Regions from separate parts of the Mus musculus genome. Here region 1 is linked to region 2. A link is a loop called in an ENCODE intact Hi-C map of the cell type or tissue named here. Cell type or tissue: heart. All regions are shown on one strand.

What was found. A loop is a pair of places that touch in the nucleus more often than their neighbours do. Peaks named below come from ENCODE experiments on the same cell type or tissue, not always from the same donor. Only the 100,000 strongest peaks of a DNase experiment are listed, where the experiment ranks them.
Region 1: it touches region 2 in a loop (2.2-fold over the local background); 5 of 42 quality-filtered maps call a loop at or near these places.

What each region holds. Positions count from the first base shown.
Region 1 is chr10:71,122,869-71,125,368 of GRCm38, reverse strand. All of the region lies in intron 1 of Bicc1 (BicC family RNA binding protein 1), which reads left to right. Among named protein-coding and RNA genes, the nearest start is that of Bicc1, 36 kb to the left of the region's middle. In heart, a CTCF peak has its summit at 1,192 (motif pointing right); a DNase peak (open chromatin) is centred at 1,778.
Region 2 is chr10:71,057,645-71,060,144 of GRCm38, reverse strand. The region is part of intron 2 of Bicc1 (BicC family RNA binding protein 1); the gene reads left to right. Among named protein-coding and RNA genes, the nearest start is that of Bicc1, 100 kb to the left of the region's middle. In heart, no CTCF peak of the experiment used is centred here; a DNase peak (open chromatin) is centred at 1,104; H3K27ac peaks cover 1,928 bases.

The DNA of each region.
Region 1 (2,500 bases), 65 kb before region 2:
AACAAACTCAGGTTCCCCACTGTTCTGTTTAAGACTGAGATATAATATCTTCATGTACTTACGCCTGTGTTTCTGAAAGCCTGCGCAACAGGTTGTGTGTATCTATCTTGTGGGATGCACAGGATTTAATATTCAGATACCAACAACTTTAAAGCCACCTCTGCTATCTTTGGCATTGGCAAACAAATAATTTTCTTGGGATTGCATATTTCATAAGTGATAAAAACTTTTAATGCCGCAAACTGGCTGTTGAAACTTATTGAAAAACGTCCTGAGAATTTTCCTAGTGTTTGCCCCGAGAAATGGATTTCAAATTTAGTACCCTGAGGCTGGGGTCTGATTGCTTTTAGAATTCTCTTTCACGTTTTATTACCTGTGACTGTTGATTTTTGAGTTAAAAGAAAAAAAAGCAGCCTTGTATTATTTTGCTCTGTGTGTGATCAGGGCGTGGGGAGGGGAAACCATCTTAGTTCTTTCCCTTCTTTTGTGGACAGTATTAAAGCTGTCTTTACAAAACCTCCCCTCTCAGCCACTGTTTATTTGCTATGGCTGGAAATCAAGTCCATAAACGGAGAAAATGGTCCTGGCCTCTTTAGCGAGACCACAGGGCCCAGCCGTGTCTGGACCAGTGTGGCTGAGCATGGCTGTGTAGAATTCTAGTGGTTCGTGTGTGTCATCCACCAAACTAAGGGTCCCCATAGCATAGATGAACACTTAGTGGGGCCACAGTGAGCCTTCCTTTCTAAGTCAGTGAGTCCCAGGCAGACCATAACAGTAGGGCTTCCCACCTTCCCCATGGGCAGTCTGTCATCGTGAAGGCTACTGTACCTTTGTCGCTGGGAGCACCAGCTTGCCAATATTCTTTCAGAGTCAGTCAGTGCTTTATAATAAGGAGGCCAAAACCACTTTCTATGATTTTAGTAAAGTAGCAATTTGAGAAAAAGCCTATGAAATAATGATAGACTTTTTTTTAAAGAACTAATCTGTTAGTTTAGCACTTACTGATTTGAGCTTTTTAAACTTTAAATATTTCTTTGAGACGTTTAAACATGAGTAATGGGTTTATATAATTTCCTCCCTGTCTTTCTCCGTTCCAGCTCTCTTTCATCTCCCCTGACTCCCTTTCAAATTTATGATCTCATCACCTTTAATTATTATTGTTAAATGCAGTGCCAGTGGGCACCAGAAGAGGGCGTTGTATGCCCAGGAAGTGGAATTACTGGTGGTTGACTATGAGTGCTGAGAACTCAGGCTCTGGAAGAACAGTGCATTCTCTTAACTACTGAGCAATCTCTCCAGCCTCTGTGCTCCCTGTCCCCTGAGAAACCTTTATTATACACAAAGTCCCAACACTCCTAAGTCTCTCCTGTTTGCTTTCTGATCTACTGAGAATATTCTCTACAGGACAGTTGATGAGAGGGGCACAGTGTGCATTTAGGATTTTATTGGCCCATGTACTTTACCTGTGGCTTTTAAGGCAGCCTGTGTCAGTCATTAGGTATGTACGTACACGTCTGTGCCCAGCAACAGTGCAGATAAGACGGGCTTCATCTCTAATTATCTCCCTGTAAGGGTCACAGGGTTTTGGAACCTTGATAAGGAAGAGAGCTCATTTCTTCTTGTCCTCAGGGGAGCTGTCAGTTAAACTGGCTAGACATCTCGGTTCTGGGTGGCTGGTCACTTGAGGATTTGGGAAGGCAGGCAGGCCTGTGTGGCAGGGGTGAGCTGTTCATGGCAGCTGGATTCATCACAGCTGGATCCCGTGTTCCCTTTGGGGCACAGTGCCTGCCCCAGGAAAGGTGCCAGACATGCAAAGGCAAGAACGCTGTACCTGGGACCTTTTGCTCCACCTCATTGGTCTCTGTTTCAGGCTGTGACACTGGTTAACATTTGGAAACTCCTGAGAGGTCTGTGTGAGCTTTGGGCAGTCTATGAAAGAAACGGGAGATGCTACTTAAAAAGAAGAGTTAGTTGTCAGTTAGGGCAGGCCAGGTTAAGATTCTGGTGCAAATTTCAAGTTTTCAGATAAAGCCAGAGGAAAAATAAATGTGCAAATAACACATCTGTTTAGTTCTCCTCCACAAACGGAGGGCTGTCTACCTCTGAATAACATTACCACAAGTGAAGTATGAGGTGCTGATTTTTATTCTGGTCTTTGAGGGGGCTGAACACACCGTGGCTGAGCTTCCCTGTGTCCCCTTCTGTGCTGTCTTGGCAATAATAGTTACCAGTTCCAGGGCCTGCTGGCAAATGTTCCCCTAGACCCTATGCTATCAGGTGAATATGTATACATTGTTTCTGTGATTTGCATAATCTATTAGATACCAGGTGCATATATGTATCTGTTGACTCCTTGGGAGGGGATGGTATAGATGGCCTGGTTAAGAGCTGAGCAGTCAACAATCATTTTATTCTTAGCACTCTGGCCTTGCAAGTCTCTGCGTTAACTGTCATCCATTGCCAAAGGTGTCTGTGACCAGTGGGGAGTGTGATACTAACC
Region 2 (2,500 bases):
AAGTTAAGAGCAATTGTGTAGATTGCCAGCTTATACCACTGTAACATTTAGCATATGTTCAAATCATTAATAAGGTTCTACATACGCTTTAACCCAGAGGCAAAAATTATTTGTGAACATTGATTTCATTTTTTAATCATCTGTACTTGTGTGTGTGTGTGTGTGTGTGTGTGTGTGTGTCTGTGTGTGTATGTGTCTGTGTGTGTATGTGGGTGTCTATGTGTGGGTGTGTGCACACAAATGCAGGTGCCTGCAGAGGCCAGAAGAAGGCACCAGATCCATTTGAACTGGAGTTACAGATCATTGTGAGCCACCTGACCTGGGTGCTGGGGACCAAACTTGAGGGCTTCTGTGAGATCCATCTCCACTTTTAACTGCTGAGCCATCTCTCCAGACCACACAGTTATTTTTAGATGTCAACTCTTTTTTTCTCTCTCGATTTTTAAGATTAATTTTTAAAGTGGATGTACAAAGAGATGGGTTTGGTTGTGATGTCTTCATATATGTGTGTATGTATGGACAAATGTATGTCAGTATAGCAGGCCCTCCTCCAGCCCCTGCTGCTTTTTTGCTGTCCCATCTCCCGCTTCTCTTTGTTAGTTCTTCCCTTCTGCTTCTTTGTGATATATCGAGGTCATTACCTTTCTCTCACTTCCTCCCTCTCACTTTAGATTTCATCTTCCCTCTCGTTATGCCCCTTCTATGTTCACGTCAAAAGCATGTGTATTTAAATTTAAGTGCAAGGAAGCATGCACCGTAAGGAAACAGATGGATCTGGAGATGATTATATTAAGTAGAATAAATGTCAATTCCTCACAGTGAGAATTCTCCAAGTATCATTAGGGTTTGTATTCTGAAGAGTGTCACTGTGGTGTTTGGACCGAAAGTTCACTCTCCTCTCTGCCACCCCCACCCTCATGCTCTTGGCTGCAGCCACTGCACCTCTGTCCACAGACGGGAGGCTAACAGCAAGCTTTCTTCTCCAGGAGGGAAGGGCACACACTTCGAACCTCGGCCGTTCCATTGGCAGGTGTTTATTTTTCCAGGATGACTGAACGTGCTTTCAGAAATTGCCAGGGGTTGCTAGGCAGACTTCAACAAACACAGAGGCCATCGCTGGCCTGCTGCCTGGCAGGTTTCTCAAGCCAAGTGGTTTTGTGACCCTGGCTTGAGAAGGCAGCGTGCCCTCTTTCTGTTTGAACCTGGAACCCCGTGATGCCTTTTGCCAGCTCTCCGGTGGGCATTCTGAGGCAGTTGTGAAGTTGAGGTTAGTTCCCCCAGGGGACCAGCTGACTGACTTTAAAGGAAGGGCATACTGTCATTGTTCAGGATTTCGGGCCGGTTCCCTTGGCCCTCTCAAAGGTGACGAGAAACTGTCTAGAGTAAACCTGTCTCTGAGTCAGCACTGGCTCTGTTCCCGTGTGCTGCCCTCCAGGGATCAGTGGCCTGTCCTGCTGAGCATTCCCTCAGTCTGTCTTCCTCTCTTGCCTGGCAAGGGGAAGAAGTCGTTAGACACCCCTGTGCAGACAGTGTTTACTGCAGTGAGCTTTCTCCATTAATTCAGAGCAATGCTTGAGATACTGGAGTAACACAGGGTTTTTTTTTTTTTTTTTTTTTTTTCTGGACTAGCGATTAGATGTAAGAATGGTGTATCTACAAGTCTGCCCGTTGTAGACTTTGACTGTCTGTGGGTCTGTCTGTTTTGGCTTCACTGCCACCAGAGCAACTTCTCTTGAGGATGGCACCACGCCATTTATTAACAAATACACACTATTCCTGAAGGCTGGCTGTTTAAAAGACAGCACCTTAAATGTGTTAGTCCCGCAGAGCGCAGCTTGCTGATAGACAGAATCTGCTGCCCACTCTCTCCAGGAGGCAACAAGAGTGTGACAGAGAAGGTCACCCTGATCTGTAAGAGGCGGGCAGGCCTACTACTCTCTGCATGCACGAGCTGGTGAACTCATTGCTCAGGTGTGGAGGCTGGAGGGAGTCCTTGGGCATGTTGGGCTCTATCTTTTGTAAACTTATCCCCAACCAGGACCTGGAGCTAGCCTGACAGCCAGAAAGCCCCTTACCTTCTAGTTTGTGCTACCCCACAGTGCTGGGTTATAGATGTGCATAGCCCTTTTCTTTTGCCTCCCTCCCTTCCTCCCTCCCTCCCTCTGCCCCTCTTTCCGCTCTGATCTAAAGGCCATCTACGCAGCCCCAGGCATACCCTTCATCTGGGTTGAGATTCTCCACAGTACAGCCTCAGAATTTTCTCTTTCCTGTTTCCTCCTGAGGAACGACTCTCGAAGCTCCTAGTGCGAAGGGCCTGTAGGGTTTCACAGCTGATGTTCCTTATCAGGGTCGTCACCATAGACACGAGGCTAGGACAAGAGCAGCAAAGATAGATTAGCTCTGTATGATCTTAGCATCCCTCACTCTTTTTATTTAGTCTCGTGTGTCTGGAACATTCTGATGGAGAACAGCACACAAGCTAGGCATGTTTCCCGAATGG